2 separate regions of the Homo sapiens genome follow, and region 1 is linked to region 2. A link is a loop called in an ENCODE intact Hi-C map of the cell type or tissue named here. Cell type or tissue: PC-9. All regions are shown on one strand. Links, peaks and the distances in the headings refer to the core of each region. The heading gives the core; the rest is flanking DNA.

Region 1 (8,488 bases), core at 426-8,425, 270 kb after region 2:
GCCTCCCGAGTAGCTGGGACTACAGGCATGTACCACCACACCCAGCACCACCATACACAGTTTTTGTATTTTTAGCAGAGACGGGGTTTCACCATATTGGTCAGGCTGGTCTCGAACTCCTGACCTCAAATGGTGATCCGCCCACCTCGACCTCCCAAAGTGCTGGGATCATAGGCATAAGCCACCGCGCCCAGTCTTAGACCCCTCATTTTTGCAGCTGAGGAAACTGAGGCCCAGAGAAGTGGTGTGGCCTGAGCCAGGTGGCCTAGACAGATGGTGGCAGAAATCTCAATTCAAAATGCAGGACTGGGAACCTCCACTCCTCGTTCTCTTTTTTTCCCTGTTTTTCCTGTCCCCAGCCGTGAGCACCTCTGCTGTGCTAGGCACTGGGTAGCTGCTGGGGCCACAGCAGGGAAGAAAACAACATAGACAAAGTGATGAAGACAAGACTCCAGGTCATGATTAGTGCCATGGAGCCAACACAGAAAGAGTGCTGGGATCCCACCAGTGACAGCATGGTCACAGGGAGCCTCTGCAGAGGTGGCTCACTCACTGACAGCTCTGTGAGTGTGGGCATGCCTTTGGTGTGTATGTGTGCGTTTCTACCACCACAACACTGTCAGGATGGTCTAGACCCTGCTCGCAGTCTTGTTCTGCCGGGGTGTGTTGGGCGCCCCCAAGGCTGCCGTCATGCTTGGGGGTTTTCTGAAAGACTTGAGACTTAGCATATGGTTGTATTCAACTAACATTCACTGCAGCAGCGTGGTATGGATGCACAGCTGGGTGTTAAGGGAAAAGGCGCATGTAGCAGAGTCTGGAGGAATCCACGTGGGGCTTCCTTACGCGCACTCCCTCCCTCAAGGGGTTGTACGAAGTGAATACTTCCCCCCGCAACGAAACTGCAACACGTGTGATGTTTTTGCCCAGGGAAGCAAATGAGAGACTCAGTACCCAGAGTTTTGGCTGAGGGCTGGCTTTATACCCTCGGCCCAGCATGTTCCAGAATTCCACACTCCCATAAGCAGGTAGGTGTCAGCATAGACCACGTTGTTCATACAAAAGGGTCTAGGCACGGTGAGCCAAGCTACTCTTGTCAGTTAAAAAATGGCGGGAACCCTCCCAAAATCCAAGTTCCCAGACACCATCCAGGCACCAGCCTTGCAAGTGATAGCACTCTTAACCTGCTACGCTGACACTTTGCTGTGTGCGGGAACTTTCCAAACCAAGGCTTTGACCAGAAAGCCGGTAATAGGAATTTACTCGGAGCCTGGGGGCCACTGCTTGGGGCTGAGAGTGGGGGACTGAAGCGTGGCCTCCCCATTGACTGGTGATGGAATCTGCCCTCTCTTGTTTGCCCTCTCCAGTGTGGGGCTGCCTTCCAGGAGGATGATGTCATCATGCTCAATGGCACCAAGGAGGATGTGGACGTGCTGAAGACAAGGATGGAGGAGAGAAGGCTGAGAGCGAAGCTGGAAAAGGTAATGGGAGTCTTCAGGTTCCGCCCAGCCCCCATCTCTGCTCCAGAGCCGACTGCAAATCACTGAACTGAGCTGGCAGCTGCTTAGGGGTTTGCATGATCAAGGCGATTTTTATAACCTAGAAGGGCCTGGACTGTAGAAGCAGATTCCAGCTGAGGCCCAGGCACTGCCTTGCTGTGGTGAGCACGGCGGCTCTGCTCTTCCCCGCCGAGCTTTCTCATCAGTGAAGTGGGGTAGTGACAGCATGCGAGGGCACGGAGCTGTCAGCAGGCTCCAGAGACCATGGCCATAAAGCACTGACACTGACACGGCCTCAGCAAGCCCTTGGGGAAGGGCAGCCACCACCGTTGCTGCTGCTGTCACTTACTGTTGCTGTTGATTTAAGGCAGTACATACTCAGGTCTCATAGCTTGTAAAACAAAGGAAAAATGAAAAGTCACCATCATCCCAGCAAAATGTAAGGCTCCCCTGCTGCCCAGATTGGAATGTGCTCGGGAGGGCCCTGGCAGTCTGGGCTCCAGCAGGCCTGGGTGGGCCTGGGTGCCTGTGCGTCTCACCCACTCCCAGGGCGTGTGGATGCAACTCCTCAGGGTCACACTTTGAATAACAAGGAGCTAATGAGTAGCCTTCCCAAAAATGGGGGCCAAATCCCTCACCTTCCTGAGCCCTCCCACGGGGAGAGGGAGGGTCTTTTATGGAGCGTGGTGCTTCATGCTTCATCGTTCAGAAGGGAGCGTGGTATCCAGAAACAGGGAAAGCATTGCTGAGTAACGTGGCGGAGTGAGCAGGCTCCAGACAACGCATCCACCAAGAGTTCTTCCATGCGCTGGTGATTCCCCATCCAGCAGTAAATGTTGTTCATGTTTACAGATGATAGCTATGGAATACAGGCCTTTCGTGAGTGGCAAATTTCTTATTCTTTAAAAAAAAAAAAAGTTGGGTTCAGGATAAGCTAGGGAGAAAACTTTATGTGATCAGAACTAAGGCAAAAGAATGCTTGAAGTACTAGAAAATTAGCTCCAGTAGGCTGAGGACATAAAATTATGAAACAAATCGCCTGCCCTCGCGTGGGTGTGCATTTTACCAGTGCCAGTCCGAGGCGAGAGTGATGGAGTACCTGAAGATTTTTCAGAGGTTTGGGGTTTTTAAAAAATCATAACAAGACAGGACCGTATCACCCTGGAATAATGTGTAATTCGTGGTTGTGAGGCTTTAAAAAGCCGAGGCTTGAGCACATGGTAGCAGTATTACCATTATGCATGGATCCAGAATGATCAGAAAGAGCCAAAGGCATTTGTATTTTCTCCCTTCATCGTTTTACTTAGGTAGAAAATAATGTCTGAAAATGGCTCTGTAGTTCAAGGAACGGTGCCCAAACTCTGAATTCAGATGCGAGTAGAAATACTCCGTGGAGCAATATTATAAGATGTTAATACAACATTCCTAACAACTGTTTAAAGAGTCACTTGGTAGGCGGGCGTGGTGGCGTGTGCCTGTAATGCCAGCTACTGGGGAGACTGAGGCAGGGGAATCACTTGAACCCGGAAGGCGGAGGTTGCAGTGAGCCGAGATCGCACCTCTGCACTCCAGCCTGACAGACTCCCTCTAAAAAAAAAAAAAAAGCCGCTTGGCCATTGAAATGCTGTGTTCAGGTTGAAAAGTAAATACATGTGTATCTTATATAAAGTGTGTTAATTCTAAGTTGGTTTTCTAAATTACTATGATTTCATTATTGTAAGAGAGAAAAAAAGAGGGAAACTAAGTTTGAGGTCTTTTTAACTAAGGACAGTTGCCAAAAGCCATCTCCCTGTTCTTAATTGCTACCATTGATCAAGCTCAGTTTTAAAAAACACAAAAGGGCAGCCGGGTGCCGTGGCTCACACCTTTCATCCCAGCACTTTGGGAGGCCGAGGCAAGCAGATCACTTGAGGTCAGGAGTTCGAGACCAGCCTGGCCAACATGGTGAAACCCCATCTCTACTAAAAATACAAAAATTAGCTGGATGTGGTGGCGTGCGCCAGTAATCCCATGTACTCCAGAGGCTGAGGCGGAAGAATTGGTTGAACTTGGGAGGCGGAGGTTGCAGTGAGCCAAGATCGTACCACTGCACTTCAGCCTGGGCAACAGAGTGAGATTCTGTCTCAGACAGAGAGAGAGAGAGAGAGAGAGAGACACACACACACACACACACACACACACACACACACACACACAGTGAGATTCTGTCTCAGACAGAGACACACACACACACACACACACACACACGGAAAAAATGCATTTCAAAGGAAACTACTAGAAATGTTCATATTCCCTTTGACCATTTTGCTTTCGTGAGTTTTCTCTGTCACAGGTTTCCTGCCAAGTTAATTCAAAGCCCAGTGGGACTAACATGCTCCTCTCTGCAAAATATTCTCCAGAGCTTCTGGGAATACCTCATAGCTACTGCTACCAGGATACCAAAATATTTCCCAAATACACTTGCAGCTGGAAGCAAGATATAACATTTCCTCTCTAACTCCTTCTTGCCTGTGCTTTTCAAATAACCTCAGCTGTGAATGGAGGGCTTAGAAGTAAACAGTTGTCTCTTATTTGTTTGAAGGACCGAGTATCAGTTTTCACAGATGTGAATGCTTGCATTGCATGTGTGAAATGCACAGAAGGTCTTTATGTTCTGTTATAAATCACACTGCATGTATATGTTAGAAATTCAAGGCCTGAGAGGTCTTTCTTTAATGCTCAGTGCTGGGAGATGGCTGAAGTAATCAGGCTGCCTATTTTTAGTGCCACCTTTTGGATGCTTAGGAAATTGACATTTTAAAGTAAATTAAATGAACATAGTCCTACTTGTCATTTCTGCGATTAAATCAATTCCAACGCAGCTGTGTGACCGTAGAATGGTTTGTTTTATTATTGCTGATCAAAATAACTATTATGAGTAGCAGAATTCTAGTGCCTGGAAATCTAACAAGAGTAGTTTTGAGTTTAGAAGAATTAGCTCAACTGTCTTTAATATAAACTTCAAGGCCTTACACTTGAATAACAAATACCAAAGCAGTTTGACAGCTTTGAAAAAAAGTTAGTGGAATGTGCAAGATTTAGTTGGTGTTTATGCTGGCTGGACTTCACATACCCATATATACTCTGTGTTACTCATTTAAGTGCGCTTTTGTATACAGTTGTCACCATCAACATTGGCCCTTATTACTGAAATCTGTCAGCCTCATTTAAATTTTTGCAAATGTGATTTGGGAGATGTAAATATAAAAGTGAGCAGCTCTGTGCAGATACATTTTTGTGTGAGGCAGAAGTGCATGACTGGTGTCACATGCAGAGGGTGAAGGCTTTAGGAGTTACGGAACATCAAAAGCCTTCTTCAGAGTGACTGTCTGTCTCATGTGACTAGCATCGGTCAGTCAGACAGGGCACCCGGGACAATGGGCAGCCACACTGACGCTGAAGTGGAGTGAATCTGAGCACAGCCTCCAACATTCTCTATCTTTTTGTAGAAAACAAAGAAACCCAAGGCAGCAGAGTCTGTTTCAAAACCAGATGTCAGTGAAGGTAAGATCCTTCAAGAGATCCTTATTTTAGCAAAATGCGACTCTAGGGCAGTCTGCTAATATGTTCATGCTTTGTTTTGCATTGTTTTTGCTTTGCCTACTTTGTTTCTTTTACAGAAGCCCCAGGGCCATCAAAAGTTAAGACAGGGAAGCCTGAAGAAGCCAGCCTTGATTCTAGAGAGAAGAAAACCAACTTGGCTCCCAAAAGCACAGGTGGGTCCTGTTGTAGCTACAGGGAGCTGTTTCGAGAAGGCTGGAAACCCAGGTGGCCGAGTCCAGGTTTCACTGGAGTGGGTGGATGGGAAGCCCAAGCCTGTCCTATGTCATGTCTCTAGAGAGTGCACTGAACTCTCTTTAGGGGGGTAACTAAGAAATATTGAACACACCCTCATCAGGAGCCGTGGCAGGAGTGATGGGGTCTGGGCACAAATGCTGGTTGTTTAGATTCCTGTCGAGTAAGTGCTTGGTGCCAAGCAAAAGAGGTTGCGCTGAGAACTGGCTCAGATGTTGCACAGAGACTGTCAGATGGACTGTGGCTCAGGGCCTGCGGGGAATGCCCCCAGTTTCTTTACTCTTGGGGCTTTCATGGGCTCCACGTGTGGCTCTCAGAGTCCCCTCTCTGCTGCCTCTTGACCAAGGATCAGTTTCTCCTAAAACTCACTCTCTGTAACTCAAAGAAAATACCATTTATTTCACAAAAAGAAAAATACAGATTCATTGTTAAGAGTGTGTGATCTTGTGCTCTAAGTAGCATCCAGGGTGGCTGACAGGCTCCCATCCCGGCTCTACATGGGACAGCCACTCAGGTTCCTGTGCCCATTTCCTCCCCTGGAACGCAGGCCCTGCCTCATCAGGACAATCTAAGTCATTCACGGGGCTGGGACCAGTGTCTGCGACAGAGCAAGACAGTAAATGATAGATGTGTTGTGCTGTGTCTGCTTTGCTGGAGTTGGCAATTAAGATGACGTCCGCCAGCACTCACACAGCCAGCAAGAGAACGTCTGGGACAGAGTGACTGATGGGCTTCCCTTCTGAGGATGCGAAGTTTAGAATCATCTTTATCCCAACCCTGACAGTTTTGGCTCTTCATTTTTCTAGCAATGAATGAGAGCTCTTCTGGAAAAGCTGGGAAGCCTCCGTGTGGAGCCACAAAGAGGTCCATCGCTGACAGTGAAGAATCGGAGGCCTACAAGTCCCTCTTTACCACTCACAGCTCCGCCAAGCGCTCCAAGGAGGAGTCTGCCCACTGGGTCACCCACACGTCCTACTGCTTCTGAAGCCCGCACTGCCACCGCTCCTGCCCCAGAAGGTTGTTTAGTTTCCACGTAGGCAGGTCGCTTTGTGCCTCTGAGTGCGCTGCTGTGTGTTCTCTCTATAGTTCTGTGTCATAAAGCTGTCCTGGCCAGCCTTCAAGCTGGTGTGGCCACTCTTGATGTGAGGCGTGTCGGTTCCAGGGGGGACATGGGAGGGGCTGCACAGTGGCCCGAGGTCATGCTTGCTTCCACCTGCAGGTGCATTTGGTCCTTTCCATGGCCAGGAAGCCCTGTGGGCTGCACTTTTTATGCTTGCAGTAACAAGAGACTCCAGAGTCCTCACCGGTGCAGAGTTGGCACATATTAATTAACTAAAATTCTAATGATCTTGCTACCAGCAATAAATCAAGTAGGCCAAGTGAAACTGGGCTTTAAAAAGGATGGATTTCAAATACACTGTGCCCACTAGAAGCTTCGAAGGGCCTCGTCCCTCTGCTACAGCCCTGGGAGGAGCCAGGATCCTTGTTGGTCTAGCTAAATACTGTTAGGGGAGTGTGCCCCATCTCATCATTTCGAAGATAGCAGAGTCATAGTTGGGCACCCAGTGATTGGGTTCAAAAATAAAGCTGGTCTGCCTCTTCTCTCCTCTGTGTTTTTATCTTTTCTACCTTCTGCTCATGCTTGGGTAAGAACATTGCAGCCGTTGCATTGGTGATTACAGGAGTCATTCCATGAAGTCAGAAGAACCCACCCTTCTCTCCTCCAGCAGATGGTAAAGGGAGAATCGTACCCAAAAAGAGGTGCATTTTATCTGCCTATAAGTTGTGTTGACGTCAATAGCTAGTGAAACTTCTCATGAGACTCCTAATGAAGAACCAAGAGCCACAGGCCTCTGCGTGGCTTTCTGCACACGGTGGTATGACTGAGATAGTGACTGGTTCTCTATACAGACCCCGGGGCCCTGGGTTTCCTTCAGAAGCAGAAGGAGCTGTGGGAGGTGAATGGTGGGAGGTGAACAGGCAGGTTCTGTGGGAGACACAGACACGTGGGCAGAACTCCAGGGAGAGGCCAGCAAGGGAGAACCATGTGTGGCCCTGCTTTTTCTCAAACCCTGTGTGGTTCCCGGCTTCACAGTTGATGGGAAGGTTTGGCCCCAAGGATATTTTGACATTGTGAGTATAGAGCATTTTAATAAAAATTAAGTGATGCGTTTTTGTCATGGACTTTTCCAGAACAAACCTGGATTAGCCATTTAATTTCCCCAATTTTCTATACAGCCAAACTCAACCATTTTCTCATTGTTTTTATTTCCCCCTTTTTTTTTTTTTTTTTTTTTAAATTTTGAAACAGGGTCTCACTCTGTCATCCAGGCTGGAGTGCAGTGGCATGATCATGGCTCACCATAGCCTTGACCTCCTGGGCTCAGGTGATCCACCCCCCTCAGCCTCCCGAGTAGCTGGGATTATAGGTGCGCACTACCGCACCCGGCTAATTTTGCTATTTTTTGTAGAGATGAGGTTTCGCCATGTTGCACAGGCTGGTCTTAAACTTCTGGGACCAAGCAATCTGCCCGCCTCGGCCTTCCAAAGTGCTGGGATTACAGGCGTGAGCCACGCTGCCTGGGCCCCCTTTTCTTTTAATGACCATTATTTTTACCAGGTTCGGTTTTCTGAATGTTAGCCTGAATCAGTTTTATTTTGCATTGAATGTATTGACTGTGTCCAGTTTTTTCTGGTAACTGAGTCACAGCATCCTCAACACAAAAATTACAGCATCTCAAAGTCCTCTGCTTTGGGCCTCTCTGAAATAAACAGGCTGTGGGCCTCCCTCCAGCTGCCCTCAGGACCATCCATGCAGGAGGGATCAGGGTTTCCTTGGAGATTTCTAGCCAGCCTTTAATATTTTGCTAAGGCACCACTCTTCAAGGCTCCTGGCCAGCTTGAGGGAAGAAGGTATCCATGATCTGTGCTCCTGCTGGGCATGAGGCCTCAATACACCAACGGCTGGGGAGGGCTGATCATTCGCATTATTTTTAGGGCTCACTGAGCAGCCAAGCACTTGACAGGCTTCTTCCCCTGGGACTCCCCAGCCACCCAGTGCAATGGGAAGATGGCCATCCCCCACTTTATAGGTGAGGTGCCTGAGGCCCAAAGCAGCAAGGCGAATGACAGTTCTGCCTGGCCACACCGCACCTTCT
Region 2 (8,488 bases), core at 184-8,183:
AAGGATTATTTTTCTGTGATACAACTTGAAACCTAAAGGTAAGCAATTCAGGGCTGGGACTACCTCTCTCTAAAGTCATCTGAGATTCAGAAGTCTTTCAGGTTTGGGCTCCACATTCACAGGATCAGGCCCTTGTCTTCACACTTATAAAATGAGGGATAGAGCTCCAGCCTTTACATCATCATTCCAGGCAGTAAAAAGGAGAAACAGTCAAGAGCAGAAGAGTTTGTGCCTGTTGAAGTTTGCTGGCTGGGTTACTTGAATTGCCTCCCTGGAACTTCCATAGAAGACTTCCCTTACATCACTGTCAAGTATTGGATCATGTAGCTACCTGGTCTTCAAGGGAGGCTGGCACATTAGTATTGCAGCTGGACATGCTCTTGCCCCAGTAAAGCAGGAGTCCATTGGTGAGGAAGAAGAGAATAGGTATTGTGTGGACAACCCACAGCCCTGACTTCTAGGAGTAAGTAATCAAGCAAGGGAAAGAGTATGCCAAAGAAGCCTGGTGCACAGGAGGTCTTCTGTAGTCCTTAATTTGGACCCTATTCCCCTAAAGCTGAACTTGTGACAGAGACTTGGGAGCATGTAATTTATTTGAGAGGTGATCCTGGGAAACAGGTCTGAGGGCTTAGAGAGAATGAGATGGATACGGAGCAAAAGCCAATTATAAGACACATTATCAAGCAGTTGCAGTAGGTGATGGAGGTTCAGGGGATATCTGGGAAGCATACACAGCATCTGCCATTGTCCACCTGCAGGATGGGGGAGCTGAAGAATGTATCTATTGCCTCTGGCCCTCATTAGTTGAGCGTTGCCCCTGGGGTCATTTACTCCCCCCTCATTTCCAGGTTGAACTTTGTCAGATGAGGAATGCCACACACACACACACCAGGGAAGACTCTGGGGCAGAATGTGTTCGTCACCCTTAAAGTGGCACCCTGGCAGTGTAAGTTGAATCTGAGCTCCCACGGAACTGGGGGAGCTGTCCAGCAAACGGCTGTTGAAATCAGAGGTAAGCTGGGTGCAGGGACACAGGCATCAGCAGCATCTGCCCCTCATGAAAAGTTCATATTTATAATAAAATCTAATCGTTGTGTTCTAACATGACTGCTGGCCAAACTGTCCCCCTTTTCGTGGCATGGATGTGACCTCTAATTATGCAATATTCTGCATGTCATTTTTAAAACAGCTTTGTTGAGATAGCGTCAATATACCATACAATTCACCTAAAGTGGACAATTCAATGGATTTTTAGTGTATTTTAGTATTTTCACTAATGACTAATCATATTGAGTCTTTTTTCATGTGCTTGTTGGACATGTGATATCTTCCTCGGTGAAATGTCTATTCAAATCCTTTGCTTCCAATCATTAAATTGGGCAATATGTCTTTTTGTTATAATATTAAATTGTAAATGTTCTCTATGTATTCCAGATACATGTCCCTTATCAGATATCTGATTTGTAATTACTTTCTCCCATTCTTTGTGTTGTCTTCTCATTTTTGTGGCATCTTTTAAAACACAAAAGTTGTTAATTTTGAGGAAGTCCAATTTACTTTTTTTTTTTTTTTTTTGAGACAGTGTCTCGTTCGCTCTGTTGCCCAGGCTGGAGTGCAGTGGTGCAATCTCAGCTCACTACAACCTCTGATACCTGGGTTCAAGCAATTCTCTTGTCTCAGCCACTCGAGTAGCTGGGATTATAGGCGTGCACCACCACACCTGGCTAATTTTTGTATTATTAGTAGAGGAGACAGGGTTTTGCCATGTTGGCCAGGCTGGTCTTAAACTCCTGACCTCAGGTGATCCACCTGCCTCAGCCTCCCAAAGTGCTAGGATTACAGGCATGAGCCACCATGCCTGGCCCACTTTTTTTTTCTCTTGTTGCTTGTGCTTTTGAGAGTGGGGAAGGAGTACTGAACCCTGTCAGCTTGTCAGCAAGGAGAAAGGGTGGTAAATTAGTGTATGAAATTTAAGAAAAGCTGTAAAAAATAGTTGACATTTAAGCTGGATCTTGAAGAATAAGGAGGGTATACCAGTCACAAAATTGAGGAAGAGCTTTTCAGGCAAAGAGACCACCTGGGTTCATTATCTCCTAGAATAAGAATCTCCTTGTTACATTTATTATAACTGATTCAAAACAGACACCCCCACATATGCCAACAACATACGGTAAACACTGACAGAGACTGTCATGTCCTACAATTGTTATTAATAAAGCCAATTCATTCATGCAAGATTCAGTTAAAACGTAATGCTGCATCTGTGCAACTCCCCCAGGAAAGTGGGAAGTAGTGTTTGGAGAAGACCAAATAAACACTCATGAGTGATGATGATACCTCTGAGGACACAGATTTTAAGTACTAGGTCCCAGCTGCTCTCTTTGAAGGATGCACACGACCAGAGAATGAAAGCAGGAAAAGGTGGTCAGTGCTCAGCACGTGCCAAGCACAGAGCAGGAAAAGACCTAGTAGATAATGAATGGTCCCTGCCTTATAGTCTAGCTTTACATGTATGACTCATGCCCTTGAAACCACAGACTGGATGTGACCCTGAGGGTAAGAGAAGTTCCCAAAAGGATTAAGAATGTGTTTTTTTCCAACCTAGAAGAATGGTGGCTTGGCATCAGAAATTAAGTCGTTCTGTTGAAAATAAACAGAAGTGGAAATGTATATTCAGGGCAACTTAAACTCATGCTCTTGACAAAATATTTTTTTAAAAAAAGCAAATAAACAAAAGTATTTCTCATGCCCCTCAGTTCATAGACAGAAACTCATACCAACAGGCTTTTTTTTTATTTTAGTAAGAACTGCCAAATGGTGAAACTATTCACAAACACTAGAAATGCATGAGAGTGTCCTCCCGATATTCTTACCTGAATTTTGCATCTTTTTATCTCTTGTCAATCTAGCTGGGAAAACGATATTAAAATCTCATTTTGACTGGCATTTCCCCAACTTCCTAGATGGCTTCACATCTTTTCATGTTTATTAACCATTTGCATCTTCTCTTCAGTAAATTATTATTTATATCCTTTGCCCAATTTTCTTAGGGGTAATTTATCTTTTTCTAGTTAATGTGAAAGTAGTCTTTGTATGTAAGAGATAGTAACTTTACCTATAGCAAATATTTTCATTCTGTTTTTCTTTTAACTTAGTTCAGGGTGTTTTTCCATACTAAATTTTGGATTGCTCATCTTGCTTAAGATCTTTCCACCCCAAGGATCCTAAGTTTTCTTCTATTTCCATATGCATATTTTTAATATTTCTCACACCTACACACACATACATAGTTACATGGAGAGATGGATCATTAATTCACCTAGAATGTGCGTGTGTGTGTGTGTGTGTGTGTGTGTGTGTGTGTGTAGGGATGAGAAGACTCAGTGTTTTCTGAGTTCATATGATCTACATGGGGAATCAGATCTAACATGGACCAAGTGTTAAACCATACTTCCAAGAACAACACTACATTAGTAGGCCACCTGCTAACTTCTGCCTTTCACATTTTCCAGCTTAAAACATCTCCATCCTCCCCATTATGTAAGAAAGAAGTACAGGTGTTTCTGACTGCTCCCTCTCCCATGATCCCATAACCCATCAGTTCTGAAGCTGCATTATCCAACCTTCTGAATCTCTCTGACCACCCTCCAAGTCTTCCAAGTCCCCATGGCCACTCCCTTGCTCCAGGCCACCATCATCTCACCCTGGGTCTTTGCAACACCCTCTGCCCCGGACTCCCTGGCCTACATGCTCAGTCTGTCTAATTCATTCTCCACCCTGCAACCAGGAATATTTCTAAAATGCAGACCCCATCTCATTCCTGCCCTACCTATGTTTCTTCCACAGTCCCCATTGCTGTCAAGGTACTGTCCAAATTCTCACATCTGGCTGAGGCTGTCCTTCAGGATTCAGGCACCTCTCAACTTTTTAAGAAACTGTGCAGCCTCATTTCTCAGATTGTGTCTCCTATTTCCATGCTCTGACCAGAGCAGACTACTTTCAGCACTTTCAAAAGCCCAAGATTCTTTTTCAGTGGAGCTCAACTGTGACTATGCCCCAGCTCACCTGTCAAAAATTGCAAACACACTTGTTCAGGTCTTACACCTGGGTGATTCTGACTCCGCGGGTCAAATGGGATCTCCACATCCACAATCTGTGATGACTTCTATGGCCAGGGTGCTCTCTGCCTCCAGGCTGCAGACGTGTGATTCCCTCTGCCTGGAGTCCTCTTCTACCTCCTCCAGCTCCAGCCCCCACCCCACCACCCACCCCAAACTGGATATGACCTCTTCCTCCTTGAAGTCAAAGCATAGGTGCTCCTTCCTCCAGGAACTTTGACAGTCCGGGTTAGGGCTCTTCCTCTTTGCATCCCTGGTTTCCTGGACTTTCCTGATTCAAGCATTTATTGATTCCTCTTCTTCCACCCCAGACTCTGAGTTCGGGGAAGCCTGAGATAGTGGCTGTTGTCTTGCTCACCACTGTATTTCCTGCACTCAGCAGAGACCTGACACATAGTAGGCGCTCAATAAATGTTTGCTAAACAACAACAACAAATGAATGAACTAACAAATAAACAAACAAATGAACAGATGAGTGGATGCCTGTGGCAGTTTCCATGACAAACACAAAGGGCTAAGCCAAGCCAGCAAGCAGACAGCCGTGCGGCCTGCAGAGGGCACTAGTCTGCTTCTTAATCTCCCTGCAGAATCCTCAGGGCCAGGTACCTGCTGTCAGTCAGAGAGGTGCCCGATGCTCAGTGGTCATTCTGCTGCGCTGAAGATTAAGTAGGAGTTGTTTGCCCTTGGCCAATATGAAAAACCTGAGTGTTCTCCCTTCACTTCTAGCGACAAGTAACACATCCCCTGTCTTGCCATGAAAAGAGCTGTAACTGTAGCAGCCGGTGGCAGGTTTTCTGTTCCCAGGTGGGGAAGTGAGGAGAGACAAACAGAGGGGTGAGAGGGAGACAGAAGGAAGACAGCTGGTAAGAGACCCTATGGTGTATTTTTTCTATGTAAACAAGATAAAAACTGCTCCTCCTGGAACAGCAAAGTTCTCCCTATGTCTCCAAGCTACAAACTTGCATGCTAGCTACTAACTAGCTACTCTCCCTCTCTCTCTCTCTTCCCCCTTCGCTCTTTCTCTCTGTGTGTATGTCTCTCTCTCTCTCTGTCTCTTCCTCCACCCTCTCTCACTATCTGTCTCTCTACCCTCCCCATCCTTTTATTCTAGAGGAGAATAAACTCTAAGGCCAGATTGAATGAGCATCCAAAAGACGTATCTGGAGGGAGATTTTGTCTTTCCTGTGAGCAGCAGCAGCTTCCTACGGACCCTGCTGGAGCCCCAGCTCGGATCAGCCCTTCTGACAGCAATGAATGCTTCGTGCTGCCTGCCCTCTGTTCAGCCAACACTGCCTAATGGCTCGGAGCACCTCCAAGCCCCTTTCTTCAGCAACCAGAGCAGCAGCGCCTTCTGTGAGCAGGTCTTCATCAAGCCCGAGGTTTTCCTGTCTCTGGGCATCGTCAGTCTGCTGGAAAACATCCTGGTTATCCTGGCCGTGGTCAGGAACGGCAACCTGCACTCCCCGATGTACTTCTTTCTCTGCAGCCTGGCGGTGGCCGACATGCTGGTAAGTGTGTCCAATGCCCTGGAGACCATCATGATCGCCATCGTCCACAGCGACTACCTGACCTTCGAGGACCAGTTTATCCAGCACATGGACAACATCTTCGACTCCATGATCTGCATCTCCCTGGTGGCCTCCATCTGCAACCTCCTGGCCATCGCCGTCGACAGGTACGTCACCATCTTTTACGCGCTCCGCTACCACAGCATCATGACCGTGAGGAAGGCCCTCACCTTGATCGTGGCCATCTGGGTCTGCTGCGGCGTCTGTGGCGTGGTGTTCATCGTCTACTCGGAGAGCAAAATGGTCATTGTGTGCCTCATCACCATGTTCTTCGCCATGATGCTCCTCATGGGCACCCTCTACGTGCACATGTTCCTCTTTGCGCGGCTGCACGTCAAGCGCATAGCAGCACTGCCACCTGCCGACGGGGTGGCCCCACAGCAACACTCATGCATGAAGGGGGCAGTCACCATCACCATTCTCCTGGGCGTGTTCATCTTCTGCTGGGCCCCCTTCTTCCTCCACCTGGTCCTCATCATCACCTGCCCCACCAACCCCTACTGCATCTGCTACACTGCCCACTTCAACACCTACCTGGTCCTCATCATGTGCAACTCCGTCATCGACCCACTCATCTACGCTTTCCGGAGCCTGGAATTGCGCAACACCTTTAGGGAGATTCTCTGTGGCTGCAACGGCATGAACTTGGGATAGGATGCAGGGCCATGGAAATGATCATCAGTCGGGTCACTTTTGACTTTCCATCCACGTGAGGTGTTTAGAAAGAAAAATATATATACTTAGAAAATATAAAAATGTGTTAACAGCCATGATTGTACTTGTCGTTTGTTTTTAAGTTTACAAAGCCTTTTAAAGGGGAAAATTGGTGAACAACAGATTCTCTGAAAGGATTCCAAGATGGGTAAGTCACAAACTCTGATTTCCCAAATAGTCACTGGGAGAAATCAGCGAAGGCTTCTCTGCATGCTCTCTGCACTCATTTCCAAACACCCAGGGTGTGCGACGCCTGTCTGCTCATCTGCTCCACACCCACGTCTTCATGCTCCAGGCCAGACCAGACTGAAGGATTCTCATGAACAATAAGGGTGGTTCAGATCTCTTGCAAGCAAACCTGTTACAGCTACGACCTCCTGCTGCCAGCTACACGGAGAGATAGCTTTGCACTTATAACTCCGTAGGAGACTGAGTTCTACTCTATTATTCTATTTACAGTTAGACAATTGTCTCTTTGTGAAAGGAGCAATGCTATGCCGTTTTCCCCTTTTCTTACCCCCATATCCCTTCAGTTGTCCCCACCCCCAAAGGTAGCATGAGGATGTAACCCACTTCTATTTTTCTGTTGTTGTGTTGGTGTGTGTTGTTGTTTTGTTTTTATGGATTAAATCTAAGACAACCTTCAAAACTCTAACGAAAGAGAGAAAGTGCTTTGGACAATCAGAATATACTTGTGTACGTGTATTTTGATACCTTGCTATTTTAAGGTATAGATTAATCTTTTTAAAATAACTTCTTTTTTTCTATCATTTACTTTTAGCCTTTAAAACAAGAAAGGAAATCATGGGTTGGGGTACATGTATATACGTGTGTGTGTGTGTGTGTGTGTGTGTGTGTGTGTGTGTGTATCACAAGAAATTGCTTTACTGTAGCTTAAGATAGTTTGAGAAACCGTAGAACCACTGTGTGACTTTCTTGGGAGCCCTTGTTTTTGCTTATAGTAATTGCATCTCTATCACAGGACTTCTTCAATATTATCTATGAAAGAGAAAGTTTTTTTGTTCTTTTCCCTTTTTGCTTGGCATTGTGTTAAAGTTGAGTGACCCTGTTATCAATGTCTATATCCTATCAAGTACAGGAATTCATTCCTGGGAGCAAAGGGTGAGACTGGCTGACTAGTGCTCGCATTGTCAGATCCTTTTCTGCCCAAGATAACTTCAATTTGTGCTTTCTGGCTGTCCCCATATCTCCCCCTGTCACAAATTCTTATATTAAGCTGTGTCTTGGGGTGCAATTGTGTGTTTATCTTGCACTAGCATATACTGGGGTTCTTTAATACTTGAAGATTTTCTGCTAATATAAGCAAAACCATTCCTTTCTTGCTTTGGTTATGATGTTTGGAAATAATAAAAAGCTTTTATGGCTGCTAAACGTGTGTTACATTGAAATACACCCTGGAATCATTCTGGTGACTCCTGCACACGGCCATGGTATGTTTCACTGCAATTCAGTGATGACTTTGTAAGTGGCATAAACAGCTCCATTGATCACAGTGCTAGTCTTTTCTAGGGCAATGCCTTTTAGCCAAACTACAAAACTCTCCCATTTAGTTTCCAAAAATACCAGGTTTGTGGTTCCCGGGCCACTGTCGTTCTCCATTATTTTAATCAAGACACTAAATTACAGGACTTTCCATGGCCGCTCAGTGGGTAAATGTAGAGAATGGGGAATCTAATTACTTGAAAGTGATATGAATAGCTATAGGGATTATGTCTTTTTTCTATGTAAACAAGATAAAAATAACTTACTTTTCACTCTTATATCAGTTTTCACACTATTTCATTTTATCCCATTAGCAAACCTCTAAAATAGGTGAGTCATTTTACAAATGAAGAAATTTAGCCTTGGAGGGGTGATATGGTTGTCCAGGAGCACCCACCTAGTTAGGGTCATGGTATATTCTGCATCCTGGGGCTGATGTCCTTTTGCACCAATATGCTGCTGCCAGCAGGTTTTCATCATCAAAACTAGTCCCCCTCTCCTCCCTGTATGTTTTAGCTTGCAGGGGCACTTCCAAACTGGAAGGCCCACGAGCATCACCTGGGATCCTGTGCAAGTGCAGAATCT

What was found. Peaks named below come from ENCODE experiments on the same cell type or tissue, not always from the same donor. Only the 100,000 strongest peaks of a DNase experiment are listed, where the experiment ranks them.
Region 1: a loop joins it to region 2, with 11 times the contacts of the local background. A loop is called at or near these places in 5 of 110 quality-filtered maps.

Annotation. Positions count from the first base shown.
Region 1 is chr20:56,511,951-56,520,438 of GRCh38, forward strand. RTF2 (replication termination factor 2) reads left to right here. Exons shown (of 9, transcript NM_016407.5): 6 at 1,365-1,478; 7 at 4,985-5,039; 8 at 5,156-5,251; 9 at 6,137-7,499. The coding sequence ends at 6,315. It also overlaps the pseudogene GCNT7. Among named protein-coding and RNA genes, the nearest start is that of FAM209A, 8.5 kb to the right of the region's middle. RefSeq lists enhancers at 1-311, 312-1,119. In PC-9, for the core only: CTCF peaks have their summits at 4,356 and 4,558; no DNase peak of the experiment used is centred there.
Region 2 is chr20:56,243,476-56,251,963 of GRCh38, forward strand. MC3R (melanocortin 3 receptor) reads left to right here and starts at 5,257. Exons shown (of 1, transcript NM_019888.3): 1 at 5,257-6,340. The coding sequence starts at 5,369. The coding sequence ends at 6,340. RefSeq lists a silencer at 4,658-4,727. In PC-9, for the core only: CTCF peaks have their summits at 4,649 (motif pointing right), 4,849, 6,048 (motif pointing left) and 6,249; a DNase peak (open chromatin) is centred at 4,716; H3K27me3 peaks cover 3,800 bases.